7 separate regions of the Mus musculus genome follow, and all the other regions are linked to region 1. Evidence: chromatin loops called from intact Hi-C (ENCODE). Cell type or tissue: heart. All regions are shown on one strand. Each heading gives the region's core, and the rest is flanking DNA. Links, peaks and the distances in the headings are about the cores only. Region 1 overlaps A830082K12Rik (RIKEN cDNA A830082K12 gene). Region 2 overlaps Fam172a (family with sequence similarity 172, member A). Region 3 overlaps Mctp1 (multiple C2 domains, transmembrane 1). Region 4 has its middle 220 kb from the start of Gm25383. Region 5 holds the start of Fam172a (family with sequence similarity 172, member A). Region 6 holds the start of Slf1 (SMC5-SMC6 complex localization factor 1). Region 7 overlaps Fam172a (family with sequence similarity 172, member A).

Region 1 (4,301 bases), core at 132-4,131:
GCCCGCCCGCCCGCTGGCCGCTGGCCGCTGGGGCTACGCGCAGAGCGCGGGCTGAGCCGACATAGAGGAAGCGGCGAGGGCGGCGGCGGCCGCGGAGGAGGAGGTCGCGGCTGCAGACGCTGCTGGAGGAGCTGGCCGCCGCTGCGTGCTCCGCTGGAGGAGCCCGGGCCCGGGCGGGAGTCCGAGCCGGAGTCGGGGCCGCAGCCCGAGAGCGAGCCGAGGCCGGTGCTGCCCGTGCCGCCGCCGCTGTCCTGGCGGGAGCCCTCGCCCGGTTTCAAGAGTGCGGGGAGCTGGGAGAGTCGAGCAGGATCGGGACGAAGCTGCCGGCGAGGATCAGGGCGCTCGGGTGTCTGGGGGCCAGGTCCAGGGCCGGACGCAGCCAGCCATTCAGGAAGGCAGCGCTGGAGAGCGGGAGGCAGCCGGCGAGGAAGATCACACACTTTGCTCTTTTTGTTGTGCGGGTGGCGCCGGGTTCTCTCTGCCTTCTTCTTTCGGGAGGTGACGGAAGGGGGAGAAAAATACGAGATAATTCACGCCAGCGACGAATTCACAGCGAAATAGGAAAAAAATAAAAATCAGAAGAAAATGCTTGAGAAAATAAGGAAAAAGAGAAAGCGAGAGAGACATCCAAAGTAGGTCGAATAAATAATCCTCTTCTTTTCCTCTTTCTTGCTTCTTCTGCTTCTTCTGCTATAACACACAGAGCTAGTTAAAAAACCCTGGAGATCGCCCAAAAATGTTCTTTTTTTAGTATTTTAAATAAGTGCTCTTCAGCTGGGAACCAACACCCTCCCTCCAAAAAAAATCATATATATATATATATATATACATACATATATATATATAATAACGATAAGAAGAATACTGAGGGGTGCCTCCTCCTCCTTTTTTTTTCAAGTTTAGTCTTCTCTCTTCTAGAGGAAAGGAGTGAAAGAGAAAAGGAGGGAGAGAAAGAGGAAGGGCGACAACTAGTAGAATATGTAAGGAAAAGAAAGGGGGAGAGATAGGGCAAGAGGAGAGTGGGTGAGAGAAAGGAGAGGAGGGAGAGAGGGGCGAGAGGAGAGGAGAGGAGAGGAGAGGAGAGGAGAGGAGAGGAGAGGAGAGGAGAGGAGAGGAGAGGAGAGGAGAGGAGAGGAGAGGGACCAAAAAATTGAATGCGTTTAAACGGGAGGACACTCAGAGCAATGTTTCCGAAAGGGGGATCTGCGCGAATGTCTGTATATAGTGAACTTTGACACTACTATTGAAACTGACACGTTTCTATGGAGATCTCTGCCTTATATGGAGCTCGTGTCAAGGAGCCAAGAGAAGGGCTGCTGGCAACTGATAATCAAAGGCGACTGACTGGTCAGAGCCCTGAATGGGGGGTGGGGGGGGGGAGAGAAAATGGGAGGCTAAGGTTAGCCAAGCCTCCTTCACGCCATTGGTTGGAAAGTCCTTTTCCCCTCCCCCCAGCTACCTACAGTCTGGGATGTCGAGGGGAGGAGAAGAGAAAGTGAGGGGGGGGGTGCTTCTGACAAGCATAATTTACATTGAGATCGCCCTGCGCTGCTATTTACTCTGAGACCTGATTAGTATGGGTCGTGTATGGTCACACACACACACACACACACACACACACACACACACACACGAGGGGAAAGGGATGATGAGGGGAGAACGCGTTGTGATGGGAAAAAACGAGGAGAAAGAAATTACTGTATATCTTATGAAAACTTTTCAGAATTAGGTTTTATGAGCGTAAGGAGTGGCACTGAAAACGTTAAGAAAAAAATTAATGAGGAAAAAAACTCCATCATTTTAATGATTTGTGAAGTCTACTTGGTTTAGAATCTTAGTTCACATTCAATATAATCTTAGTCTGTATCCCGCTCATTTTATATAATTATGAAAAGCCTCCTCATTTAAAAATCTGAAGTATATCATAGTTTCGGAGGCGTAATTACGACAAAGCACACACATGAAACTGCAGCTACTGCCACAAATTCGATCCGAATCGATGATTCCTATTCATCCCAAAGATGATCTTAAAATAAACTTTCCAATCAATCCTCTTTTTCCTTTTTCATCATTTTTATTCCCAGGATGCTCAAACTCCAAACAATGCTTCAATGATTATTAATAAAGCATTTGTAACTCCTCATATTGTTGTGGGGCGGCTGTTAGTGCGGACAAGTCAGTCACAGGAAAAGAGCAAACGAACGAACGAGAAGACGGGGAAGAGGGAGAGGGGAGGAGGGGAGGGGACGAGAAGTGGGAAACGGAGGGGGAGGGGGAGGGGGAGAGGAGGAGGAGGAGGAGGAGGAGGAAGAGACTGAGTCTCTCACTCGCTGTGTGGTGGTGGTGGTGGTGGTGGTGGTGGTGGTGGTGGTGGTGGTGGTGGTGGTGGTGTGTGTGTGTGTGTGTGTGTGTGTGTGTGTGTGTGTGTTGGGGTGTGTGTGACTGAGACCCCATTCCCGAAGGTGATTGGTCGCAAAAGGAGGGGTAGGCAGGAGGAGCGGGTCCCGCCGCGGGCCTTGCAGGAATCGCTAGGTCGGCCTGCCACCTAGCGGACGGGAGCCGCTCTCAGGCGGCACGCAGCCGAGTCCCTCCTCCCCTCCTCATTGGCAACCAGTGCCTTTTCTCCAAACCAAGACAGCACTTTGAAAATTCTTTCAATGGAATTTTTTTTTCCTTGAAAGATGGTACTGGGGAAAACGATACTTCTATTAGTTACATATTCTCCAATCCCACACTCGCAACCCCCCTCGTTTTAAGATCGCTCTCATCCGCAGGCTCAGGCAGGCACAGGGCGGCAGAGTGACAAAGCCACGGCTGCCTCCACCCGAAGTGGGAGTGGGAGTGAGAGTCCCTCTTACCAGCCCTCAACTAGGGAGAGCGTAAAAGTTTGTCTCAAGCGTTCCGAGCGCCCCAAGGTAAAGGTGGAAGTAAATGGCCAAGTTGTATGGAAAGAGGTAGGGTTTGGCTATTAATACTGGTTCCCACTTTAAATCTCACTAGTGAGGGCTTTAGAAAGCGCTGAGTGTTTGGGGCACGCTTTGCGCTTTTTGGTCTCTGGGATCTACCACTTAGTGGCCAGTGATATATATTTTTTTTAAAGAGCAGAATAAAGACTTTCTTATGTATGCCCTTCTATTTGGAATAATGGAGACTGCATTCTGCGTGCTGCGGCCCATTGTACGCAGATGATGGAGAGGCGGGACATGGGGTGGCAGGGGCTCCTGGCCTTAGCCTCTCAGCCCTAATATTCGTGATCAAGTCTTCCGGTTCGTTTAAAGGTGAAATTGATATGATAAAAAAAAGGAGGGAAGGAAGGGAGGGGGGAGGGAGGGAGGGAGGGAGGGAGGAAGGAAGGAAGGAAGGAAGGAAGGAAGGAAGGAAAGAGGAGAGAGAGAGCGTGTGCGCGCTGTTTATATAGAAATTCTAAATTTTACTCCCCAAACAATCAGAGACAGGGAGTAGTGAGCAGCGGAACGCAGCAGAGAAAGGGAGGCTGGGGGAGGGAAGAGTCACAAAACAGTGGGAGAGGAAGCAAAAAGCAAGCGTCCGGGAACCGGAGGCCTGCTGGGTGCGGGGTCTGCATGCCTAGTCTCCCTCGGACTCTGGGCTGTACACGGTGGGCACCAGAAGTGAGACTCGGCCAAGCCCTGCCGTACCAGGCAAGTAACGCAAAGATAATCGTGTGTGTGTGTGTGTGTGTGTGTGTGTGTGTGTGTGTGTGTGTTTTGAAACTTGGGGTCTGTAATCTTCGATAACGTGGCTAGGTAGAAAGGCAATCGTTACTCGTCCTCGCCAGCCTAGATAAACAGTCAAGGCAGCCCAGGTAGGACCCGGAGAACTTTCGTCCGGGCCTGGAAGGTACGCCTCCTTGGAGGAGAGGATCCTTGCCAGCCCATCAGTCCAAACCCAAAACAGGTCCTCTCACTAACCTCTCCCACCCGGAGCGGGAAACGCTACGTGGGCAGGGGACCCGAGATTGCATCAAGTTTAGCTTCCGCGCGGCCAGCCTGCAGCTTGCAGAGATGGAGAAGCCGTGGAGCCCGCCGGCCTCGGCACCTGTGCCTAGCCGCGCCGCAGACAGGACTTCGCGAGTCGCGCTCAGTCGCCAGCCTGAGGTCGCCCCGAATAAAATAAGGCAATCGATGGCTGCCCGTTTGATGTGGGCGATAGTGTCAGCGGATTAAAGGGGACAGCGGTTCTCCAAAGCACAGAACCTCGGTGGCCGTGCAGAGCTGTGAGGTAGAGTAGAGCTAGATTCTACTCGCTGGGCTAGGCGGGCTGGGGGCGGGGAGGGGGTCGCC
Region 2 (4,301 bases), core at 224-4,223, 340 kb before region 1:
AGTATGTATTGTATGGACACCTTGCTATAGATTGTTCTTGGTAATTGATTTAAGAAATTACATCAGGTAAAAGATATAATTTTATCAACTATCTGATATTCAGATCTCTAAGAACCAAGGTAAAGGTTTTTAGACTTATGCACTAATATAAAAACATGTTACTATTGAGGCTAATTTAATGTAAGTTCTACCTTCAACCACACTTGAAGTAGTTTGTATCTCTTTGAAGCATAAACATCATCAGTTGGGAATATTGCTTATGTCACCGCCTTAAACTTTGTAAAGCATTGGTAATATCTAGTTATAAGTCATGTTTATGATCTGTTAAAAATATATATTTTTTCAGTTTCTCTAGGTTTAAATGTATGCTTGATAAGAGCAGCTTTTCTTTTCATTTGGCATATAAATGAATGTCAAAATTTATTTAAATAATAATAGTTTCTATTTCTCACTTAGTTGTTGCCATAATAAAGTATTTTCTGATTGACAGTTTGCTTTTGCCTATTTTTTACACATCATTTCTATAATTTTTCCTATTCAGAATTATATAAATCATGTTCTATATTGGTAGTTCATGATCTGCCTTGGTTGCACGAATGGATGATTTATGTGTGTGTGTGTGTGATGGGGTCTTACTATCTAGCCTGGTTTATCTTGTTCTTTCTGCCTCAACTTCCCAAGTGCTGGGTGCTTTAAACTATCATTAACAACATTTCACATTAGCTGTTGTGAAGACATCTAAACTAACTCTCTCTCTCTCTCTCTCTCTCTCTCTCTCTCTCTCTCTCCCCTCCCTCCCTCCCTCCCTCCCTCCCTCCCTCCCTCCCTCCCTCCCTCCCTATGTATGTAAGTGTAAGCATTCATGTGTCTGTGTGAAGGCTGTTGTGTGTATATTTGTGGCGTCATTTGTAGGTCAGATGTCAACCTTGTGTATTGTTCCTCAGGATACATCCATCTTGCCCTGCTTGTGTGTGTGTGTGTGTGTGTGTGTGTGTGTGTGTGTGTGTGTGTATTTGTTATTTGATATATGCCTGTGTGTTCATGGGTGTGATGAACAACCACACATGCGTATGTGGAGACCAGAAGTCAACTTAGAGAATCTTTATCCTTTTCCATAATATTTTTAAAGACAGGCTGTCATCTTGTTTTGTGGGTAGAATGGATTGTCAGTGACCCTGTCTATACCAGCACTGCAGTTAATTTTACCTCTTGCTATTCCTAGCTTTTTATATGGGTTCTGGGCTTTGAACTCAGCTCTTATGCCTTCACATCATTTTAATCTTGAGTTTCAGCCATGTTTTAATGTTTAGCATAGTTTTTTTGAAAAATTTGCACTTATTATAGAACAAAATATGTTTATCTCCTCCTCTTATTCTCTTCTCCATTTCCCCTTATAGCTCCCTATATGTTCTTTCAATGTCCTGTCAAACCTTTATATATATACATATATATATATATATATATATACATATATATATATATATATATATATATATATATATATATATATATATATATATATATATATATATATATATTTATTTAAAAAATGGCATCTGTTTTACATCCTTGGCCTATCAGGTTAGTGAACCCCAGGGACCCCGCTACCCTCACTTCCCTAGTGCTGAGATATCATCTGTGATTTGTCACACCCAGCTTTTATGTGGGGCACAACAAGGACTTTGTGAATTGAGCTATCTCTCTAGTCTCTCATTAACAATTTCTTGTCTGTAAAATAAGCTTAGTACTTATATCTCAACTCTACTGCAGTAGTGAAACATGAGGCACACACAACACACTGTTCTTGGGAACATTGCCTAGTTTTATAATGCCAGTGAAAGGTATAATTGTGAGCAGTTATCAAAAGGGTACCTCATGAACCTTTGACTTCTTTTCTTGGGTCTCTGTTCTGTAATATTTGTACGTGCAGCACTAGAATGTTCTTTCTAAGTAGAATTGAGAATTTTCTTCAGTATCAAAGTTACTCTCTTTTAAAGTCTTATTTGGAAAACCTAATACACACATATTCACTGAGGGTCAGAACAGATAAATGGGATGTTAATAAGACCATAAAATAGCTTCTTCATGATAGCCTACTCTTTTATGCTCTATCCTTGTCTTTATGAATTCTCCTGGGATTACATGGCTTTCACAGATTTTTGTATAAAAATCATTACATAAAAGAGAGAGAGAGAGAGAGAGAGAGAGAGAGAGAGAGAGAGAGAGAGAGAGAGAAAGAAATGAGAAATGAAAAATTATTATGTCATCTCTTTTATTCATTTATTTATTATTTCCCTCAATCCATGAAGGTTTCTTTGCAGATTTTTGGACCTATTTGGGATCTGCTAGTGTACTCCTTTGTGCTTTACCTAGTCCAATCAAGATCATGACTAGATTGATTATATGATCATGTAAAAGTCTGTTCAGTATAGACTAAATTACTCATTATCAGGAATACCTAAGGGCTGCACATGGCAATGTATTCAGAAGTAAACTGAAGCAAAGACAATTTTGTGTTTATGCCTGTAGTTGGAACAATGCAACTACCTTTGATGTTGTTTACCAGGAATATTCTTGAGCCCACAAGATGGCAGTATTACTTCATAAAGGTAAACAAACTAATGAAGTGCTTGGTTTTCCAGAACAAATACAGGAAGCTCCTGACTGTAGCTGCAAAACTCATGGTCCTTGATGAAGTATGGAAGGCAGTATGGAAAGCAAGAGAACCTCAGAGGAGGAAATTACTTATGTGATAAGTCATGTAGTAACAGTAGTAACCATGCCAAATGATGTGGAATCTTTCCATGTCCCTTACCTTCAGCATTTATAAGCGAGGTAAACATCACGAAGACACATTTTTAAATATGGTCTTGTCTTAAGCCAGGTTCAGGCCAGTGTTCTAGGCATTCATGTCTGTATCCTTATTGTGATGGATCCCAAGTATGGAAGCTTCATTAGATCATCTCACTTATAGAGGTGACAGACTTCAGAAAGATTTTTACATAGGAAAATGGAAAATTGGGTTTCAAAGGTTAACCATCAACCCAAGTTATTCCAAATACCAATTGGTTTTATTAATAAGTTTCTTTGTAGATCATATTTATGTACAGATTATAAAGTTTGTACTACTAATGATTGAAGGTATAAATTTAGCATTGTAGAGATAAAAGGATTTATGACTCACTCTTGTTCTTCATACTGCTAATAAAATCAGTTTTTATAATTGTTTAATAGTTTAAGAACTTTACTTAGTCCTTCCAAATGAATTTTCTAATCTGTTATTTTAAATGCAGTGCTTACCTTCTTTCACAATCAGACACTCATAAAACCAATTTATTTTGAATGAAGGAGTTTCTCTAGTGGATGTTGTATTTTAACCAATAACTGCATATAACTTAATAAGAAATATATCTTCTTACTGGTACAGTCATTATGTTACGCTTAATAAGCTTTTATGCTGTACAGTAGACCTTTGTGATTTAAAGGCAAACCTACTTTCTTCTTTTCTAGTTCTTCATTTGCTTCTACAATATTATTTGCAGAGATAATACTCCTAGCTCCATATTAGCTATGCTAATGGAATTTGAACTGCTACTAACAAGCAAAGCACATCTGACTTCTAAACACCCCTTCATTGTTTGTAAGGCTTTGAAGATTTATCATATTTTAGGTTATGTAATTTGTTTTGGTTTTGCCTTTGTCTTGAGTAGAGAGAAAGTGGTCTAAGTTACTGGAATTGTAATGAGTATGTTCTTGGAGGGATATCTTGTGACAGACTTATTTATATATACTAATCTTGAGAGTATGTTTGGTGTTTGCTTCCTCTGCAGATACTAAGCTTTTTTAGTGTATCATTAACTGAAAGGTTTTTTTTTTTTTATTAAATTGGGAGATTAGAGATTATTCAGTATTAAGATAGCTTAATCACTGAAATATTTTTAAGTAACATTACTCCATTGCATTTGGCCTTTGCATAACGTTTGTAAAGCAGTTGTAAATTTTAACTTGTTACATAGACATAAAAGTAAATCTAAGGAAACAGGTGTGAATTAACAACAAAACTGCTCAGAATGAGTGAAAAAGTTCTGTTCTGGGAATTTTATCATCCCATCATGCTTATATTGTTTGGATTTTTTTAAGGATCTGAAAATTCTTTATTCTCCTTTCCCTCTTGCAGACATTCTATTTGGCCTCTTTCTTTCTCTCTTTTCTTTCTTTCTTTCTTTCTTTCTTTCTTTCTTTCTTTCTTTCTTTCTTCCTTTCTTTTTTATTAGATATTTTCTTCATTTACATTTCAAATG
Region 3 (4,301 bases), core at 188-4,187, 1.2 Mb before region 1:
TTATGTGGGGTCTGTTAACTTCAGGGCACAGACTTCCAGCATCTCCTCTGGATCACTGTGCACATAGTAAGGACACAGCAGTCTAGTATATGCTCTGAAACACTATACACATAGTGAGGACAGTCCATCATGTCCTCTGGATCACTGCACACATAGTAGGTACTAACTGGCTAAATAAACAGAGACATGCTATTAGAATGAAGCCCTGTATACTTCATATAAAATTGTCATAGTGTGGGGAATAACATTTCCATTCATATTAAAATTTTGAAACCTAACAGACAGAGTCCCTATTGCTTATAACTACACCAGATTTATTCCTAAGGGGCAGCTTGTTTCCTGGAAAACCCTGACTCAGCAGGTTTAAATTACTCCTTTTGAGCCACTTAACTTCTACATTTTCTCATTCAGTGACTTAAACTTGACTTTAATATTGCCTTCACTCAAAACATTTGCATTTAATTGCAACAGTAGTATGCTTTCCTGTTGGCATCTGAAACATATTCATTATCAGTGTCAGGCTTATGTTGAGAGAGTTTGGTTATTTGTACCCAAGAAATCATATCCAACAAAGATAACTGAAGGCATGTAAGTAGTTTTTTTTTCTACTTTTTATTGTAAGAATATGCAGCCTGTAGATACACAAATTCAAATCCTTGGCAAATCAAATTTTCACTGTCTGTTTGTCTAGAGTTAAATGGATATATGTGGAAAAAGTTATGTTTAAGAATGATAAGTCAACACAAATTTTATTTCTTGAAATGTATATGCACATATACTTGGAATATTGTGCAATTCAAGAATATATTGTGTCTGCTAATGTAGTTGCTGTAGTAGTTTACACATTAAGGACTCAAGTGGGTAAATTAATACCTAGTCCCACAAGTTATCGCTTGCAGTAGTTTTAATCAGAAACAGAAAGATGGCTTCTATGTGAACAAACATCTATTTCATGAGTCCTATATCATTGTTGATCAAATCACACTCTTGTCCCATGTGTTCGTGAAGCATTCAGTTTCTCTCTTCAGAGTAGAAGGTTAACAATTTAGGACTGGTGTGTTCTGAAGATGGATAGTGACCTCTGAAAGGCATTCATTAATCACTTACAACTGACCTGCAAAACTGAATTGAAGGAACCAGACAAACCTTTGCTAAATTGTAAGCCCAATTTTCACCTAAAATACTTAGGCAATCAAAGAGGAACTGTTCTTTTGACCTAAATTACTAGAAAATAGCATGCTGCTTTTCCTTCTCGCTGATTATGCGGATACATGGACACAAAGCTATAACATCTGCTGAGAAGAACACATGTGTTGTAAGTTGGGAGAGATGACATGGTGATCAGAAGCCACATGCAAGACATCTGCAAACAATGGATGAGAGTGAGGAGTTGCTCACAGAGATTGGACTGGTGGATGCAGCACCAGGGATATCTGTAATTTGTGTTCTTCTCTGAGTGAGAGCAGTGAAGAAAGCAGGGGTAGTTTCAAATATGTAAAGACAGTAACTACCCTCAGAGGTTTTCCCACATTCCCCCTTTCTCTCATCAGAGAAATCACCTGCAGGTCTGTAGACACAATGGACCAATTAAGAGGACAACACAGATTAGCCAGGGAGCTGTCTCGGGTTACTGTCAGTTTGGGAACTGAATGCAAGGCAAGATGAATCAGCTAACAGCCAGGGAAGGCTTGAAGAATGTGCAGAAGTTATCCTGTTGGCAGAGCAGCAGCAGGGAATATCAGGTAGAGAGATTATCACAGGCTTAGGACCTACAATGCGTTCTCAGAGTGCTCACACCCTGTTTCTTGTCGGTCTCCAGCAAGTTCAACAAATTGGAGAGGAACCATTTGCATTGGATCCAGATGTCCTGCTGGATGTGCCATAAACAAACTTACTCCATATTTCTTACATAGACGAATGGAATAGATTCCAGTGTTATACAGGTATTAGAGAAATCAGTCTGGCTAGTACTGCAATGGCAAGATACAGTGGAGGCTTTCTGATCTAGAGAGTACAGTAGGAATTGAAAGGGAATAAAAGGAGATGCTAAACATCACAAATTATTTAAGTAACTGAAACTCTCCATGAAACCTCCAGTGTTGCCTATGAATTAAATTATCTGAAGATACTGTGATGTGCCCGCAGTTTACCACAAGTGCCACTAGGTGGGGAACGTGCATTATTCATGGCTTGAAATTGCCAGTTTCTCTTCTAGCAAATGGGTTCTATCTAATTTTGAGAATTCCAGTGTTCACATTCTAATTAAATCAAATTAGACTCTCTATTAGTGAAATATAACCTTATAACTTATAATTCTAGTTAGTAAAAGGAACTGCAATGTTACTCATTGAAAATTTCAACCATAAAAGTACCTGTGTGCAACATTGAAGCTATCTAAATAGAGCACCTATGGGAGTCTCTATGTTATCTTATTATTTCCTATTTAATATCCACTCTGGACAACTTGGTATTAACTAGTAACAAGTGCCTTTGCTAATAAATGACATCAAATTATTTGGAAGCTTGCATTTGAAAATGATGTTTTATTATGAAATCTCTGAATTAGAGCCCATTTCTCCTAGCTCTCTGATCTCTCAGGTAGGTAGTATAGGTAACAGCAATAGTTAGATATTACTCTCATCTGCCTTCATTTGCTGCTAAGCATCCCAATAAAGCCATGTTATTTGCACTGTGGGCTCTACACATCATAGAAGCAGGGTCCATGCCTATGATGCTTAGACTATTGTATTACTGTGCCTGTTATACTACCAAACACAAAATAGATTCACAGTGAATTAATCCATTTTCTGCTCGTCAAAAACTAACTCAGTTTCCTTCTCATATAGTCTCTGCACATCAGTTATGACTACTTTTTTTTTAAAAAATCATATGATCAGAGTTTAACCCTGCTACACCCTGAGACTGTGTGCTTTGTCATATATGATTGAAAATATGTGTGTTTGCAAAGGTGTATGTGTGTGTACACACATGCATGTGCAGGTGTGTGTGTACAACCATGCATGTGCATGCATGTTTGCATGTGTGTGTATTCAAGAGGCATTGAAATTTAGCATTAAATGATAAATTCTAGAAATAACCTATATTTATATTGCTTAGACTTATCTACATAAACATGGTTATTCATCTATGTTATAATTACACAGGTTATTTGAATTTGGAATAGTGCTGTCATAGTGATAGTATAAATGTTAGTAGTAATTATTACTTTCAGTTTAATCTTTCCAATAACCAAGTTCTCTAATCATAATTTATAAATGAAAAAGTTTGGGGACATGAAACTTAGTGATGTAGCATTTGCCTATAGTATATCATTTGCCTACATCCCTGGGTTCAAACGCATGCCCAAAAAAGGAAGCTGCACTTTTAATGATCTAAACAAGGCACTAAAGAGCACACAGATAGCAAGGTTGATGCCGGGAGTCAGAACCACAGTCTGGGCATCAGGCACCTGGCTGGTGCACTTGTGTGTTTCACGGGAATGCCACACTGTCTTCTAATGTTTGAAATGTTCCTGCTTGAGAATACATGCAAAATAAGAAAATACATTTTTACAGAGTGGGATCTTCAGTATAGCAGTGTTGCTGAAAATTACCCGTGAACAGGGAAAATTCTAGTCTCTTACAACCTCCTGGTATTGTGTAATGTGCAACAGTTTTGTCCTTTTATATATATCGAGAGTCAGACTATCAGCCTCTCTAAAATAAGTACATAATAAATATACATCAAAATATGGAGAAAATGAAGACAGGAGTCTAATTTTCTGAGGAACCGCCAGACTGATTCCCAGAGTGGCTGTACAAGCTTGCAATCCCACCAACAATGGAGAAGTGTTCCTCAGAAAATTGGACATAGTACTACTGGAAGATCCCGCAATACCTCTCCTGGGCATATATTCAGAAGAAGCTCCAATGGGTAAGAAGGACACATGTTCCACTATGTTCATAGCAGCCTTATTTATAATAGCCAGAAGCTGGAAAGAACCCAGATGCCCCTCAACAGAGGAATGGATACAGAAAATGTGGTACATTTACACAATGGACTACTACTCAGCTATTAAAAAGAATGAATTTATGAAATTCCTAGGCAAATGGATGGACCTGGAGGGCATCATCCTGAGTGAGGTAACCCAATCACAAAAGAACTCACACAATATGTACTCACTGATAAGTGTATATTGGTTCAGAAACTTAGGATACCCAAGATATAAGATACAATTTGCAAAACACAGGAAACTCAAGAAGGACTAAGACCAAAGTGTGGATACTTTGCCCCTTCTTAGA
Region 4 (4,301 bases), core at 227-4,226, 740 kb after region 1:
AGTAGTTAAAATGTGACGGCTTGAGGTAATTTGCCTGCTTTGGGAAAGGCTACTCTGATTAAGGCATCAGAGTTTGAGTGCAAGCAACAGATTAACCATAACTTGAATGGCAACACACTAATTCCTCAACCAAACTGGAGACTATGGGTTCACATGCAGTTTCAATATGTTATCATGTTTGGCAATCTTCCTCCCTCCATAGACCAAGAAACATTAACTCACCACTCTAATAGAAGCATATGAAAACACAGCTGATGTAAATTGTACTCTTTTAACAGTTTCCTCCATCCTTTCCTTTGGCAACAAGGTAAGCTCACATTTTATTCTAAAACGTCTCTGAGAATATTTCAAACTTACCCCTTCTCTGATATTCATGTTAATGCTTTCTTTCTCAAGATGTTAGATGAGACATCAAAGAATGGGTTATAGTTCAATCTGTAATTTATTATTGGAACAGAAAGGTATTTAATGATAGGGAAATTACTTTAAAAATCATAGTACCATTTTTCAACATCCAGCTTTGCTAGAATTATTTAGATTACAAACTCAATAGTTTTTTTTTTTAGAACCATGATAGTTTTAATGTGGAAGTTCATGCTATGTTTTTCCAATTGTTTGGTAATACTGAGAATCGAGCAAATCAGTAGACCCTCTCTGTGGGCTCTTTAGAGGCAAAGCTAAAGTCTTGGAAGGCTTTGGTGGGAGGCCTTCGCCTTCCAGGCCCTTGTGAAGGAACCCTCTGTCCTAGAGTGGGCTTGCAGCTTCTTGGGGAGGGGAGCCATTTATCACAGTCCTAAATGAAAGCATTCTTTAAACACAAATGTCTTTTTCTCCCTTTGTCTAATTACTGAGAGGAAAAGTGAGAAGGAAATGTCAAAACAGAGAAACAGTGGTGTATAGAGAGAGCAGCCACTCTGGGGCTCAACCAGCTTTTGTGAGGGTCTGGGCGATTTGTCAAATGGTTGTGGCATAAGTCAAGCTCTGAGGTTCAAAGGTCTTGACCTAAGAAGTCCTGGAATCAGACAGTGTAAGCAAGAGGTCTGCTAGAATTTTCAGCTGTAGTGGAGATGAACAATGCTGGGGTCTGAACATAACAAAGCTTCATTTGCATAATTCAGGTAAGTAATTTTATTGAAACTGACAGGGATGTGACAGGCTGAGAAAGAGAGCAGAACACACTCTTGCTGGGAACCACAAGGCTCCTCAGTTAGGTATGTGAAAATAAATGACAGCTAATCTCTTCACTAAAAAAAATCTGTAAACAATGCCATTTTACCCAAGACTCACCCATGACCGTTTACAGAGCAGGCTATAGATTCTTTAGGCAACTTTTCCAGAATAGAGCAAAGGGAATTCACCACATTCAAACTCTGTTTCAGGCTTTAATTGTGGTAATAATTACCTTCATGAGTAAGAGTGTTGTCTAAGGCAGGCCTACATCGGGGAAAAAATAATAAACACATTCCAATGTAGAAAATGATAAAAGATTGAGACTATATAAAGCTAATTTTTATTAAGATTAGATTGGGAGGACAGAGTTGAACAGCATATACTAAGAATGTGAAAATGGCATGCACTTAGCTCTTGAATTTGTTGAAGTATGTAAGAAATCATAATATCTAGTGATTCATCTCAGTCCCTTTTTTCTGTTCTAAAAGGTATGGGTTTAAATACAATATAAATTTAATATTGATACGTATACTTGAAAATAAAAATATTTAAAATTTAACCACTTTTTTTCTTTATAAGATTTTATATCATCAGCAACATATGAAAATTAGGTTTTATGTAGGATGGACATAATTACCAATGCTAAGCATCAAAACAAATAAGGTTATCATAAAAGTGTTTCCTTGTTTTTCATAAGAGAAGCTGTGTTCTTAAGAGCCCTTTCCATGTTCTTTGTACTCAGTGTTGTTTTTATATGTGGATCACCAGGAGGTAGCTATATGTCGTTTTTAATTCTGGCTGCTTACCAGTCATTGCTGACTTTTATAGGCAAGGGCAGTAATGGATGAAAGTAGTATCCAAACTGGAGAAGAATGCTACTGTAATCTAGTTTATTCGAGGAGAACCATGTCTACTGTGCCCTTTCTATATGCAAAAATACGAAACTCACTTAGTCAGATGTGAGCTGCAAAAATCTCCAAGCCTTTCAGGATACCAAATGTACACTCACTCCTTCTGCAGTATATGGAGCACATGTATAGTTTGACCAAAATGTGGATCATTCCATCAAATGGGAAGCAGTTGAGAGTTCTGGCTAGATCAAATGTGGATCTCAGTATTATAAGCAGTCTAATGCATAATTCATGAGGCTTAATGAATATTCCAATTCATGACAGCCAACTGGCTCCATAGGTCACACCTCCCAGTCTCATATAAATAAAGAATGAGATACTGGAAAGCATACCAGCTGAACCAAACCGAGTGCCAAAAACATGCATATTAATGAGGCACTATAATAGATACTTGACTCTTTGGAAGTGCCTATATTGGTTTCCAGCTACAGAGAAAGAAAGTTCACAACGTACCTTTATACACACCATACTGTGCACAAAAAGCAGCTTTCTCTATGAAATATGGAATTGAATTATACTGATGTGATTTCAGATTCAGTCATTAACTCCGTAACATCCTCTGACAGTTCCTCAACGCTGAAACATTCTAGAAAGATCCCCACCCCCTGCTCCCATGTTCCCTTGCAACTCTCAACTTGGTAACTAGGGAGAGGAAGTCCTTCCACAGTGCTGTTCTTTTATGTGTTCTGTTTAGACCTTGGATCAGTATGAATGGTAGATCAAATGAATGCATTTGTGCAATTTTTTTTTTTTTGGCCCCAATCTATGTTTCCTCAGTACCATGACATCTGAACAGAAGGAGAAAACATCTCCCTTTTGTAGCAGGCTAATTTAATTTGTACCTTCCACCTAGGGGTAAATATGTTTGTCTGTCTGTCTGAGCTTTTCGCCTACTTTCTTTTCTCACGGGAAACCCTACTGAGTCAGACAGCAGGAAATTGCTTAGCGCTCTAACTTTATTTCAGAGTAATTTAATTTTAAGCCTTCTCACACCCACCCTAAAGTGAAGCAACTGTTGGAATCCCCTCGGGATGCCCTTAATGACTTCTGCATGTCTCCTGTGTCACAGATGTCAAAGGCTTGTTGTTTATGAGAATAGATGGTTTAAAAGAGACTGCTTTGGGCTGTTTGACCCACAGAAGATGGACATTTGCCTTAAGATGAGGAAGAAAAAGATCTTGTGCGTTTACATTTATCCACATCCTTTTGAAACACGGATCTTTATTTTTAGTTCGTTTTTGCGATTATTTATGGGTTGACCTTGTATGATGGGGGATGTTACAAAAGATTTAAACTAAGAAACCTACAAACACATCTTCCAAATAAAACAGCAGTGCACAATTGCCTATGTGTTTGTTCTAAGTGTTGGATATCTTAAGTTATCCAAGATATCAAAGAAAACCTCAAGTTCAGCTATGGCTAGTATCAAAATAGTGTATTTATTAATAAAGTCTTAAGTAAAAATGTTTCTTGCTGAAGTAGTTCAGTTTATTAAACTGTAATCTGTTTCTCTTAATTCTGGTAACAGTTTTGGTGCAATTTAAGAAAACAAATGCCTAATTTTGTTCATAAAAACATTTTCTAATTATATTTCCTTTTGTGATATTTTTATTTCTACATTAATTTTAATATTATATTTAGATGTAGGATGCTAATTAATCATTCTATATTGAAAAATACAAGACATTAGACAATGCAATATAAACAGACTTTGTCTTTAAAAAAAAAATTATTTTGTTAAAAATATTTGATGACTCACTGCAAAATGCAATTTGGAATAAATCATTACCTTATAATGAAGAACTCATTACTCATTACCAACTATTTTTTGGTTGCCTATTATGATACCTCAATTTCTGTGTGTCTAATTTAATGTGGATTATAGTAATAAAGCTATATTAATTTATCATGAATTCTGTGCTGTATGTGATTAATTCTAAAACAAATGAGCATATTAAATAGTTTTTATAAACAAATACTTAAAGCTTCCATATTTTAATTTTTAAAAATGTTATATGAACATATGTGCTAGAACCATATGGAGAAATGTGGCTTTGTCTGAAGACATAGAGGAAGTAATATTACAGTTGGGTATAAGAATTTTTCATCATTTTATAAATCTCATTTTTGTATCCATGCTCCTTCAACAACTCTGAGTGACTTGCCATGTACGCGATTATCATGCACACTCCTTCTTCCTTCGGCACTTTTGATGTGGGA
Region 5 (4,301 bases), core at 84-4,083, 490 kb before region 1:
AAAAGCAATCTACAGATTTAATGCAATTCTCACCACAATTTCAACACCATTCTTCACAGACATGGAGACAGCAATTATCAACTTCATATGGACAAACAAAAACTTCAGGATAGCCAAAACACTTCTCAACAATAAAATATCTTATGGGGAATTGCCATCCCTGATTTCAAGCTGTAAATAGTTTCAATGTATGCTTTATTGTGACATTGACTGAAGAAGCAGTAGTTACATATTTTGTCCAATGTTTCTCCTCAAGGTTAGACAAGGATTATCCATTTATAGGAGGTTTGATTTTTGTATGTATTTGTGTGTGCCTGTGTGAGCTTATGTTAGCCACTTGTGTATATAACTCACCAAAGGCCAGAGGGCATTGGATTCTCTGGAACTGAAGTTGTAGGCATTTGTTGAGCCCAGCCCAGGTTCTCTGGAAGAACAGTAAGTGCTCTTAACATGTGAACTCTCCCTTGAGCCCCCTCAGGTTTATTTTTAATGAGCTTGTTTATTTTGGTCATTCTATCAAAATGAAAATGTTATGTTGCTTTTCATGATTTAAAAAACCCTGTTTGAAACACAAAATTCAAGTTGCTTACTGTAATCAAAGCTTTTCTTCAGTTGTAAGTTCTACCCTACAAGCCACTTGAGCTGCAGCCTGAAATGAAACCCTAAACTTTGTAATGTTATGGGCTCCACCCAGGCATTCTTGGCTTATTTCAGTAAGTTATGTTTTTCCTCAGGAACACCCTGTTACATTTTTCTCCATCCATACATGTCCTTACTGCCCTCATGACTTCCCATTAAGTTTCTCCAAATAGTGCAATGAATAGATATTAATTTATTCAAATGATGTTTATTGTATATTTTGTGACAGGCATCTTGTCCTGGTTGAGGATACTTAAAAGGCAAGATAAAATCACTGTTTTCATCCAGTTGACATTTTAGTGGGTAAGAGCACACTGCCAATAAATTGCATCACTCTTTGTTCTGAAGGAAGCAGGAGTTGAGTTTAAGAGATACAAATTATGGGAGTGAGGTACAATATACTTTCAAGAATTCTGGAACTCCCTGTCTGGTAATATAACAAATATAGGTTTGCTAGCTACCAGCCTTTCCTCACAGTTACCGAGGTGTCAGTCATAGCTTCGTGTCTTTAGTAAATGCTTTGACCTTAATTGGCAAAATAATGGTTTTGGGATTAAAAAACAGAGAAAACATCAGAATACCATATAAAATATTAAAATCATTTGTGTCTATTGCTCACCACTATTCTACCCTAAAGAGAAGGATTTTTAGACCTTTTTTGGATAAACAGAACACCAACATACTTCTCATTTGAGTTAGCTCTCAATAGGATATTAGGGTTAACTTCCTGTCTTAATTTTGTGATAAATACAATTTTTCAAACATAGGTCTCAACTTGAATATCAAGGGTGGGGTGAATTTACATGAACCATGGACGGACATGGGGAATTCGCTTAAGGCCAGCATCACAGAGAATATTGAAATTCCTCTTTCAGAACGAGGCTTTAGGATAGTTTAGAATAGCAGCGTACGACAGGGACATGCCACAACAACGCACACCACACACACACTGCCCTCTGAGCCTCAGGAACAGATGTAGAGGTTCGCTCCGCCCATTTCCGGGTTCTTGGCGCCGCGGCCGTCGCATGCGTAATGACGTTTAAATTCCCTGCAGACCCGGAAGTGCAATCGAACTTGGTCGGGGCGCGGATCTTGAGAGAGAAAGTCCGAGCCAGGGCGCAAGGGAGTTCGCCCAGAGATCTGGAAGGCCACGCCTCCTCGCACCTACCCTCTCAGCATTGCAGCTGGGGACAGAGCTCAGGTAGGACTGCGCTGGCCACCTCTGCCAGCCGCCGCAGGGGCGAGACCCCGAGGGGCTGGCCTGGATGGGACTCGGGCGGGATGCTGGCGCCGGGATCCTGACTGTCAGAAGCCACGCGTCCTCTCTGGGTCACTTCTCTTACCTATGTGCAAGATCTTGCAAAAGGGCTGCCTCACCTGCCTTGTCCACTCTCCAGGCAGGAGGAACACGTGTGACCTGGGGTGGCTAGCCTGAGTCTGAGTCCCTGAAGCTCTGGTTTTCACCAGATACCTTAGATAGAGGAAGAGACCCTCCACTTACAGTATTGCAGTTGTCTGGTTGAAGTTGTTTTTAGTTGTTTGTTTTCATGCAAAGATTGTCAACCACCAAAGCTGTGGCATGCATTAATAGCAAACATTGAAGTGTGCTTATAAAATGCCCTCAAAAACTTGTATCATGTGTAGTTAGTAGGATGTGTACATTTGTCTGTAAGTTTCTTATTTCTGAAGTAGACCACATCACGTGCTTCTCATTTTCCCAAAGTGTCTGTCTTTGGAGTCAAGTAACTTCTGCCTAAGAGTGTTTGGGCTATATTTAAGAGACAATTCGTACTGTCCATTCTCCCCAAATTCTCAAAAAAGCTGCATTGAAAAAGTTCTGTGGCCTGGACCAGTTACTGCCTTGTTTTGAAATAGCTCCATTGTGGTGGTGCTCTTAAAGCTCATGGTTGGTCTTGTCTTAAAGCACTGTCAAAGTATTCTGTTTCTCCTTATTCTTTTTCCTTTCTTGTGAGGGACAGATACCCCTTTTCATTCTCAGACTAAGTCAGAGCAGGCTAAATTCGGGTTTCAATGTCATTGCACTGGTATGCACTGGTATGGTGCATTTTGTAAGCTTTCCTACTTTTAAACTCGGAGTCTGGTCCCTTAACCTGTCAAAGAGATGAGAACCGAAGGGCTGCCTGGAATGGCTTTTTGGCCGAGACTACAGCTGCACTTGTACATAGAGAACAGAATCCAGGCCAGGAGGGAAATAGAATTTATAAAGCTTCGAGCATTGATCTAGTCATTCATCTATTTGTATTGACTAGCCGCTAACAGTATGTCTGATAATGTGCTGTGTTCGGCGAAGATAGTAGTGAACAATACAGAAAGTTCTGGACTGGTGGTGGGTGGAGATCAATCCTCATGCAGATGCATAAACAGGAGTGAGAAAGGTAGCGAGGAAAAAACGAAGCAAGTGGAGGAGAGAAGGGGCTGTTGAGTACAGATCCAAATTAAGTGAGGAACTGGATTCCACAGTTATGGGGGGTATGGTGTAGTTGAGTACAAAGGCTCTAAGGTTGAAATACATTTGTTATCACTGGAGTAATAAAGATATAGGGCTTAGTAGTCTGGAGAAGGCGTATTCAGTGACTTGTTACATTTATGATAGTTTGTGCTTATTGATCACCAACTTAGTTAGCTTTGGGAGGAGAATCTAGGGTCAGTACACATGTAAAGGTACTTCCATGCTCAATAAAGAGCAACATTTAGTCAGTTAATGTCATGTATGTTGCCCTTTGTTTTTGTTAGATTGGATTTGCCCAATAGTGTCAGTATTTAGTGAATATGTCTCTCCTCTGTACCAAATTTACTTTTCATTTTCTTTATCATTATAGTAAAATGTACCTAATAAAATATTTTAGTTGGGCAGTAGGAGGCATCTCTGACAACAACAACAACAACAACAACAAGAAAAACAACAACAATTTCAAGACTTCAGTAATGCAAATGATGTTCATGTTGTTGAATAGCTATCATTGCTGTTTGTCTTCAGTACTTTCTCATTTTCCTGGATGAACTCTGTAACATATTAAATACTATCTCCTCATTGCTAACTCTCTTAAGCCCCTGGCAACAATGGAGCTTCTTTCTGTGTCTATGACTCTGACTATTGTGGACATATCATATGAGTGTACTCACACAGCATTCGTTCTTTTGTGACTGGCTTATTTAACTTAGGACAATGTCCCTACGTTTCAATTGTTATCGCATATGTCAGAATGCCCTTCCTTTAAAAGCTGAATATAATAATCACTGTATAAATGTATCAGTTTTTATGTATTTGTTTACCTGTGGATGCTTGAATTGTTTACTTTTTTGGCTACTACTGTAAATGATACAGCTGTGTGCACAAACATCTGTTTACCTTACTTTCATTTCTCTTGGTTATATATCCTTAAATGAAGCTGATTAAATGAAAATTTGGAATAGTTTACATCTTGAATGCTCATCTTTTATGGTTACGTCCTCAGAGAAGTGCTACGGGGAAGAATCAGGTCGTGCTCAGAGGTTTCCATTCGGTCTTGCTTACAGGTTTTCATCATCGAAGGCATGCCCTTGAGGAGGGTAGTGGGACCTTAGCCCCTTCCTCCTCTCTTTGTTTCTGCTTCTTGGCTAGAAGTGAGCCCTTTGCTTTGCCATGTGCTCCTTTCTGCTCC
Region 6 (4,301 bases), core at 160-4,159, 1.1 Mb before region 1:
AGATTTAAGTCTGTTACTGTGGAAAGGCTATGCCTTTTCTACAATGCCAATCTGGCTTAAATTTTAGACTTAATCTACCTCTCTTAAACAATCTTATGAGGCAATTTTACAAAGCAATCTAATTTCTATCAGTATAGCAGGAAGGTAATACTACATGAAAAAAGAATCTACTACGTGGGATAGGAGACATTTAGAACAACAAAATGAAGAAATTAAACAATTATTAATCATTTTCAAAAACATAATTCCAATATCTAAAATATTCACATATTTCCTGGAATATTCTAAAGAGTTTTATTACTTTCCTATTGATAAAAGTTTCTATTTTTCTCTCTCAAAACAGATTTGGATCAATTATTGAAAATTTTCATGCATATTATTAAAATAATATATTTTAAATTTCAAAATAATCTTGTTGGAATCGCTTAAAAAGAACAGGTGATGTTCGACTTAAGTTCTGAAAGTATTCAGTCTCCTTTAGCCTTATGATTTTAACCTATGGAGAACTGAATTTATTCTTTACCTGGTTTTTAAAACAGTGGAAATTTGTAGAATAATACAGCCAAGAAACAAACTGAAAATACTATTTAATTAGTAAGCCTATACTATTGGTTTCCTAAAAATCAAAGAGGCAGCCATGGAAATTGTGAATGCATGGAATGGAATTTTAACTGCTCTTTATTTTGATTATGAAAAGGAATTACAACAGACTACTGTTTCATACACCAACATGATCTAAGCTTTCTGCTTTACAAAAGCAAAAATATTCTAAATCATATCATTGATTTTCACCCAAGTCAATGAAGCATGAGAAAAATCTCGACTAAGAAAACAGGTCTAACTGAAGTTTAGTTGCTTATTGAAGACTGTCTCACATTAAGATATATCTAAACATTTGAGTGTTTCAACATCCTAGGTCGTGAAATTCTTAATGTTACCTTACAAATAATCAAATTTCTTCTCACACAAATCTACCCAAATGATCAAGCTATGTTTTGAACACCTAGAATAAACAAGAATCATTCCATTCACAGCAACAGCTTGAAAACCAATATAAGACCTGGGTCGTGATTGAATTCAAGTCATTTCCAATGTTTCAAAGGAATTTTTTCTCTTATTTATTTATCTATTTTCCTCTGTAGAGGATAGTCATTTTTCACAAAAGAGCTTGGGGAATTGAAAATCAATTTCGATCAACCACAGGTCCCAAATCCCGATTTGGAGTATTAAGGTAAATGAGTATCAATTTAGCCAGACCTTGAAAACGCAATACATTTCTGTCACTTAGAGTTGTCCTGGTGCTCAGGAACCCCAGGAACACAAACCCTTCCTTTAGGAGAGGTGCTCGCGCGCTGCTGTTCAAAGCCTACAATACCGCTGAGATAAAAAGCTCATTTTCATTTCGGTGTGAAAAACAATTCTACTCGAGAGAAAGAATGTCTCGTTTTTCATCTTAATGAAAGGCAGGCCCTGGGAATCCCTGCCACCTTCATGGAAGCTAAGGTTTGTAGGCATCCAAGAACTGGCACGGGGTGAGGCGTCCTAGGCGGTTCTATGGAAACGGGAGACGCGAGCGGCCTAGCGCCCGGAGCCCCGGCAGCGGGCAGCGGCCTGGGCGCGCTGCGGGGCTCGCCAGGGACCTGTCTGCCCAGAAGGGCCGGGCAGGCCGAGATCGGAGGGCCCGGCCATCGGCACGGGCGCGGGCCCCGAGTTCACCTTGAAGGAACCAAGGCTGTGAAAGCACGAGCGCCAAGCGCCTCCGCGGCCCAGAGAGGACGGCCGGGAAGTCAGAGGCGCTGCCTGAGAACGCGGTAAATGGCGTCTTCCGAGCTGAGGCGCTTTACCTTCCCGGCCGAAGCTTCTGGGCTGGTTTCGTCTTGCGAAGCTGCCGGTGGTGGCGGTAGGGGCGACGACTACCACCGTAGGACTCCCTGCTCCAATAAACTAGGTTCTAGGAAACAATTTCCCGCCGCGCGCTCGGCGTTCCCGGAAGCAGTTTACCAGTTCCGGGTGGTTGTCAGTGACGCTCTCGAGCGGTCGCCAGGGCTGCCTGAGATGCCGACTATTTGGTTCTGGCCAGCGCGTCAGGCCCTTGCAGGATCAGCGCCATAGACGGAGATTGGTAAGTGACTTTTCCCTCTCTTCCCGGTGTTTTCGGCCTGCCAGCTACCTGCCGAATGTGGATAGGACCGAGAAGTGAGCAGACAGAAGTTGGCCCCCTAAATCCCCATCCTTTCCTCTGGTGCCTGATCCTCCTTGAGGCTGGAGAAGGCCCTGGGATCCGGCTCACTGTCTTCATTCGCTTGACTTACCTCCAACGTGGAAGTCGATCTTAGCCGAAGACAACTGGTTCTGTGCAGTGTTTCTACCCTGTCTATTCGCAGGGTTTGGTCTCCCTGTTTCTTGAAAGTTACATTATGTACCCTTTACTGAATACTGTTAAAATAGTTGGGGGTTCACTTGGGAGGGCAAGCAGGCAGCTGAAGACGGCGGCTTTTGCATGCATTCAGAATGGGACATTCCTGATTTTCAATTAATTGAACTTTTCTCCTTCAGTTTTAATTAAAAATGGCTTCTGTTTTTGTTTTTTTTGTTTTTTGTTTTTTTTCTGCTATGCATTACTGAGACGCTATCATTCCTATAACGGTATGCATCAGCTTTAGATACACGTTTTATGTTGTGGAAATCATTGATTAGAATCAGGTACACTTTCAGTAAGGAATGTTCTGACTTTACTATGAACTCACTGCGAATAGTTCAGGATAATTTTGGGTGGGGATTTGGAGTTACCCAGAGGAGTTGTAAAGAGAAATTGCTTTTGACAAATGTCTAGTTCGAGGAAAGATGCTCATTTATTCAAAGACGCAAAAAGTGTTACTCTTTCTTGACCAATGCAGTTTCCTCGGGGGAGTTCACTCATCCTCTTATTATTTGTTGATCACCTTTTCCCATTTCTCCAAATCAGTCAATCTCAAAAGACGTCTAGAGTGTACCATAAATTAAAATATAATATTAGGACTAGAGAGATGGTACACTGATTAAGAGCTCTCTGCTCTTCCAGAGGTCACTAATTCAATTCCCAGCACCCACATGGCAGCTCACAACTATCTGTAACTCTAGTAACATGAGATTCAGTGACCTCTTCGGGTGTGCAGGTATACATGCAGATGAAACACCATGTACATAAAATATATGCATAAACAAATCTTTTTAAAAAGAAAAATGTCATATATTCAATTAAAGGGACCTGAAGCATCAGACAAGCGCCCCTTTGCCTTTTGAGAGTAAAACTATATTTAGAAAAGCATGTTGATCTTTTTAACTGCCTGTTTGATTAATCACTGAACTTTTATAGTTTCTGAATGATGCAAATATTGTCACCTTATGATTTTTTTAACTTATATCTTAAACAGTTATAAATACTTTCAGGGAGATTTTATGTTCGTCACGCATAGCAACTAGCTTTAAAAAAAAAAGCACTGTTCTTATTTGTGCCTTGGATTCATATAGCACTTCATGAATGCTCACAGGTGTCTCTGCCTTCTGCCTAGCAGTTTATATTCACTATTTAATGTTTACAAAAGAAAAATCCTGTCTCTTTGCATACATTTTATAGTGCAACTGAGAGGTCGTAACATATACGTATAAAATTGTCATGACTGAGATTCCAGTCTTCCTGATTCTGGAACTTAGCTCTTTACTGTATTTACCTATCATGGTGACATGTGATTGTAATTCCAGTGTTTGGGAAATGGGACATTGGGAGTTCTTTTTTTCTTTTTTACACTCCATATTTTATTCCTCCCTTGCCCAATCCACCCTCCGACTGTTCCACATCTCATATCTCCTCTCCACCCCCTGTCTCCTCGTGGATGCCTCCAGCCCCCACCCCACCTGACCCCTAAACTCCCTGGGGCCTCCAGTCTCAGGAGGGTTAGGTGTATCATCTCTAAATGATCACATACTCGGAAGTCCTCTACTGTATGTGTGTTGGGGGTCTCATATCAGCTGGTGTATGCTGTCTGTTTGGTGGTTCAGTGTTTTGAGAGATCTCAGGGGTCCAGGTTAATTGAGACTGCTGGTCCTCCTGCAGGATCGCCTTTCTCAGCTTTCAGCCTTCCCTAATTCAAAAACAGGGTTCAGCTGCTTCTATCCATTTGTTGGGTACAAATATCTGCATCTGACTCTTTCAGCTGCTTGTTGGATCTTTCAGGGGTCTGTCATGATAGGTCCCTTTTTAAGAGTACTCCATATCCTCAGTAATAGTGTCAGGCCTTGGGACCTCCCCTTGAGCTGGATCC
Region 7 (4,301 bases), core at 105-4,104, 220 kb before region 1:
TCTTTTTTCTTGGATACTGCTGATTTAAGATAGGCAACTAGTATGGTTATTAGAACTCTTGAAATGATCAGTAATAGTTGATGAAAGGTGAAAACTGTAAATGTCTGTGAAAATAAATTTTTATAAAAATGCAAATGAATGGAACAAGTTTCTATGTATAAATGTTTTAGATTGTTGAAAACTTGCAAAAAGTCACTTGCTTAGTGGCACTTGTAGTAGCCCAGCTGTGAGTGTTACTGTGCAGAAGCCTCTGTGACGCTTGATCAAGTGTCACTTTTCACAGTCACCTGTCTAAGTAGGTGGCTCTTGGTAATGTGTGACAAAACTCTGTTTCCTGAAGAGATCTTTGTGGAAATCTTATAATTTTTAATTCAGCAAAACTTTGCGTTAATGTAAACAATGTAAAAAATGCCTGGTTTTGTTTTATTTCCTTCTGTACGTTAGTTAAACAGTGCTACATTATAACAAGTGTATATTTGTTGCTGTTCTTTAAACCCCTGAGATTTTTAAGTCTTACCAAAGAAGCTCTTTTTAAATGGCACTAGGTGTCTTAGAACACTTTTCTAACTTTACATCACTGAAGGTTCCATTTCTGTCTTAGCCAAGATTCTAAGCATGGCTTAGCTCACCTACTCTGAAATGTTTTTGTGGGCATTCTGTTCAGGTCTTATAAAGTTTTGTCTTGATCCCTCCTCTTAAAAACAGAGCAGATGAAATGCACATAGGGCTCTTCATAAAAGCACATTTATATTTCCTACTTTGAAACTGTAAAGCTGTGTGTGTGTGTGTGTGTGTGTGTGTGTGTGTATGTGTGTGTGTGTTACTGCTTTGCATTGAGAAGTAACTCACGGGGGTCTTACAAATGATATGCAGGGAACCTTGCATAACAGCCAGTCCTCCAGTCTTTCTTTCTGTGCGATACTTTCCTTTGATTGAGAGAGAGAGAGAGAGAGAGAGAGAGAGAGAGAGAGAGAGAGAGAGAGAGAGAGAAGTGTAGTTCAGAGACTGAAAATCTGGCTTCATCTTTTTTGTACACTGTAACTCTCTCCATGGTCTATAGGCCTTTAAATACAACTTATACGTTTTCCATTCACTAAATTCACCACAAAAACTTATCCCAACGTTAATTCTGTACAAATTATGTCAAATATATTGTATATTATTATGAGACACACCTTACTTATTATTTACATACAGGATTGAGTATGCAGAATACACAGTAAAAGTTGCAGCATTTTTAAGATCAGCCTCTCCTCAGTCCAGCTCTTCTAACCTCCACTACCAGCAGGAATAGACACCAGCAGGAATAGACGCTTTACAGGGTTAATTGCAGCTGGCTGTGGGGCTGAAACCTTTAGAGCTTGGAGTGGCCATTCTGCTTTAGTCATTAGCCCTGCTGCCTGGATTGTGTACCCAGCAGTTCCTATTGGATGTCTTCACAGTGAGTGATCTACTCTACTGGGCCTGCTCACACTTGATTCATTCATTGCCTGGTTTTCTGGGTGGAAGTTTTTTCCCTAGTTACCTGGGTTGTTAAAGGCATCTTGGCTGTATCAGTGTGTGTATAGTGTGTGTGTGTGTGTGTGTGTGTGTGTGTGTGTGTGTGTGTGCATGTGTGTGTGTGCATGCATACATATGTACATCCTCATACACATTCCTGAGCAAATTCATATTAAGTGAATGATTGTTACGCCTTTCTATATAAAATAGGTGTTGTGAATAGTGAAGAATTTATAATCTGTTGCACACTTGTAATTTTAATACTTAAGCTAACATTTGCGAAGTAGTTTTAGTTGCTATAGTCTGTAGTTACGGACACTAGGGGGCACTGCTTATCCTCAGTACATCCTTCTCTGGGAAATTAGTGGAAATATTCAGCTGATTGCTTCGGTCTTACTTTAATTAACAATTGAACTTAGAGAGCTGTGGGATGTTTGAATCTTTGTTATTTTCATTTTATTTCTAGTACAGATATATAGGAATAACAAGCAGGAAAAGCTATAGATTCTCGCAAATACAGTCTCAAGTGTCCCATACAGTAACTTTTTCTCCCCACTGGAAATGTCATTCTTGGCAAAACCAGAAGGGCAAATTTGCCCAGTGATGAGGTTTAGATCCCTTGCCAGCTGTGCTGCTCACCAGCCAGAGTGAGAGAAAGCTTTCACAAGTTAGTGTGCCTCACTTGGATAAAGGTCAAAGGATGTTACACGGAGGACCTGAATGGTGGGCATAAATAGCATGTTTTGCATTTGGTTTATACACATGTATTTTAGTTATCTTGTTTGTTATTTTTAGCATGTGCTCTGGAGGGACTTGTAGCCTATCAGAACTATTTTAAGCACTATCTACTCCTCAATTTCTTAAGTCTACTCACAGATAGTGCTGTGGGCCAACATGAAAGAAGCTTAAGTGGCAGTGTAGTTAGCTGAGGGTTTACCATTTATAATTACACCTTGAATATGTTTTAAAACCAGCTTTATTCTAATCATCTTTTAGAGTCTTAATTCTCTTTCTAACTTTAATATTCATGTTTTTAGTCAGGGCACCGCCTGCCTCTCCTAAGAATATGAATACCATTTTGTGTTACATCTCTTATATGCTGTAAAAACTAAAACTCCCTCTTCCTCCTGTCTCTTCCACGCTTCCCTCCTCCCATTCTAAAAGTCTTTGAGGATGTAGAACAATTCTACCCTGCTCTGCTAATGAACTAAATCTATTACAGAACTGGTAGCATATCATACTCTCTCTAGCTATATTTTGTGAATGACACTCAAATCATTCTTCATGTTTATTAGTGAAAGATGCTGATTTTTTAATATAATAGGTTAGAATAAAGTTTTCTTGCCTATGTTAACATTTTGTGACCTACATTTGGTATTATGACAAAAAGAGGTTCTTAATGGACCTAAATTTGTCAGAGTACCAGTAGAATACCAGAATATGAGCATGTGGACACTTTTAAATAAAAGTCCTTAGTTTTGCAGCATACCATATTAGCTTTTTCTAAATAAGTACTTGAAAAAGAAATTATTTTGAAGCATTTATAGAAAGATGCATATGTATGTATATATATATATATATATATGTGTGTGTGTTTGTATGTATATATATATATATATGTATAGCCTTAGATTGATTTTTCTGTTTTAATTTCACACAGCGTTTCTTTAGACTTTTTAAAGAAAATTATTTATTATTCTCATTATTTCCATATATAATGTTGATCAGGAGCAAGTGCCTCAGCATCTATAAGGAGGTCAGAGGGACAGTGTTATGAAGTCGGTGTCTTCTTTCAGTTTACATGGATTCCAGATAGGAAAGCTGGGTCTTTAGGTTGACTCAACAACCTCTTTGCCTTGTGAGCGGTCTCTCCTACAGCCAAGTGATTCCTTAAAGTGTGTATTGAATAATACATATTTTTTAAATAAACTAGTGATGGGCTTTTATAATTAAAAAAAAATAATTCCAAGTTTAGTAAGCAGTTCAGAGAGAAACGTTGTGTAGCGTTTTCTTTTCCTAATGTGTTCCATGTGGCATCATAAGAATATTAGCCAAAACAGGGTATCCGTGACCTTTGGTAATGGATCTGTCACTTACTAAGAACAGGCACCACCTAGTTATACCTCATCACTTCATAAGCAAAATACTGATTAATCATTATGGGACAGCTTTTATTATCTTCAACATTTTATAATGTGAAATGTTATTTTCTGGTACTATCTACAAGTGATCAGATGCCAACCCATTTATAATAGGTTTTTCTTCTTCTAGCAGGATGTTGCTTTGGGCTATAAAAAGTTAATTTCAGATCCTGATATGCTTGCATTAATTTTTGAGACATTGGATGGTTATAGAACAGCAAAGAATAACATGAACGTCACACTGTGCTATACCTAATCATTGATTACCTCAAGCCAGAGACACAGTGTTAATTTGAAGACTTCAGTGTGCCCATAGAAAAGAAGAAATGTGACAGTCAGGGTCTAGAGACAGCATCATGAGGTCCCCCAAAGAGAGCAGCAGAGAGCATGAAAACAACCATGGCACTCACTCCAGCATGGGCCATGCACTCTAGCATGGGCCGTGCTTACTTCCCACTGTTCTGGGTGTCTTTGAAGTTTTATGATTAAAGTAAATTACTCTCTTGAATAACACAGCACCTTTTTTTATCCAAATATCTTATCTTCAGAATGGGAAGTCTAATTGTAATGTTATCTTTTTAGAGCCATAAGTGTTCTCTAAAAAAAAAAAAACAAAACAAAACATACGACTTCGATGTTCATCAGCTGGCATGTTTGATG

The links. A loop is a pair of places that touch in the nucleus more often than their neighbours do. Peaks named below come from ENCODE experiments on the same cell type or tissue, not always from the same donor. Only the 100,000 strongest peaks of a DNase experiment are listed, where the experiment ranks them.
Region 2: a loop joins it to region 1, with 2.9 times the contacts of the local background. A loop is called at or near these places in 5 of 42 quality-filtered maps.
Region 3: a loop joins it to region 1, with 3 times the contacts of the local background. A loop is called at or near these places in 4 of 42 quality-filtered maps.
Region 4: a loop joins it to region 1, with 5 times the contacts of the local background. A loop is called at or near these places in 2 of 42 quality-filtered maps.
Region 5: a loop joins it to region 1, with 4 times the contacts of the local background. A loop is called at or near these places in 4 of 42 quality-filtered maps.
Region 6: a loop joins it to region 1, with 2.4 times the contacts of the local background. A loop is called at or near these places in 4 of 42 quality-filtered maps.
Region 7: a loop joins it to region 1, with 8 times the contacts of the local background. A loop is called at or near these places in 12 of 42 quality-filtered maps.

Annotation. Positions count from the first base shown.
Region 1 is chr13:78,199,200-78,203,500 of GRCm38, forward strand. All of the region lies in intron 1 of A830082K12Rik (RIKEN cDNA A830082K12 gene), which reads left to right. Among named protein-coding and RNA genes, the nearest start is that of Nr2f1, 2.5 kb to the left of the region's middle. In heart, for the core only: a CTCF peak has its summit at 2,576 (motif pointing left); DNase peaks (open chromatin) are centred at 1,352, 2,532 and 3,952; H3K4me3 peaks cover 3,944 bases; H3K27ac peaks cover 3,436 bases.
Region 2 is chr13:77,862,371-77,866,671 of GRCm38, forward strand. All of the region lies in intron 5 of Fam172a (family with sequence similarity 172, member A), which reads left to right. Among named protein-coding and RNA genes, the nearest start is that of Fam172a, 160 kb to the left of the region's middle. In heart, for the core only: a CTCF peak has its summit at 2,583 (motif pointing right); no DNase peak of the experiment used is centred there.
Region 3 is chr13:76,967,430-76,971,730 of GRCm38, forward strand. All of the region lies in intron 17 of Mctp1 (multiple C2 domains, transmembrane 1), which reads left to right. Among named protein-coding and RNA genes, the nearest start is that of Slf1, 170 kb to the right of the region's middle. In heart, for the core only: a CTCF peak has its summit at 2,161; no DNase peak of the experiment used is centred there.
Region 4 is chr13:78,935,452-78,939,752 of GRCm38, forward strand. No RefSeq gene overlaps it. Among named protein-coding and RNA genes, the nearest start is that of Gm25383, 220 kb to the right of the region's middle. In heart, for the core only: no CTCF peak of the experiment used is centred there; no DNase peak of the experiment used is centred there.
Region 5 is chr13:77,707,014-77,711,314 of GRCm38, forward strand. It overlaps Fam172a (family with sequence similarity 172, member A), which reads left to right and starts at 1,677. Exons shown (of 10, transcript NM_001163419.1): 1 at 1,677-1,840. In heart, for the core only: no CTCF peak of the experiment used is centred there; a DNase peak (open chromatin) is centred at 1,668; H3K4me3 peaks cover 1,551 bases; H3K27ac peaks cover 1,189 bases.
Region 6 is chr13:77,133,509-77,137,809 of GRCm38, forward strand. It overlaps Slf1 (SMC5-SMC6 complex localization factor 1), which reads right to left and starts at 1,960. Exons shown (of 21, transcript NM_134071.3): 1 at 1,845-1,960. 2210408I21Rik (RIKEN cDNA 2210408I21 gene) reads left to right here and starts at 2,028. Exons shown (of 20, transcript NM_001145676.1): 1 at 2,028-2,122. In heart, for the core only: no CTCF peak of the experiment used is centred there; DNase peaks (open chromatin) are centred at 1,563 and 2,003; H3K4me3 peaks cover 2,582 bases; H3K27ac peaks cover 1,348 bases.
Region 7 is chr13:77,980,884-77,985,184 of GRCm38, forward strand. The region is part of intron 7 of Fam172a (family with sequence similarity 172, member A); the gene reads left to right. Among named protein-coding and RNA genes, the nearest start is that of Pou5f2, 42 kb to the right of the region's middle. In heart, for the core only: CTCF peaks have their summits at 1,818 (motif pointing right) and 2,021; no DNase peak of the experiment used is centred there.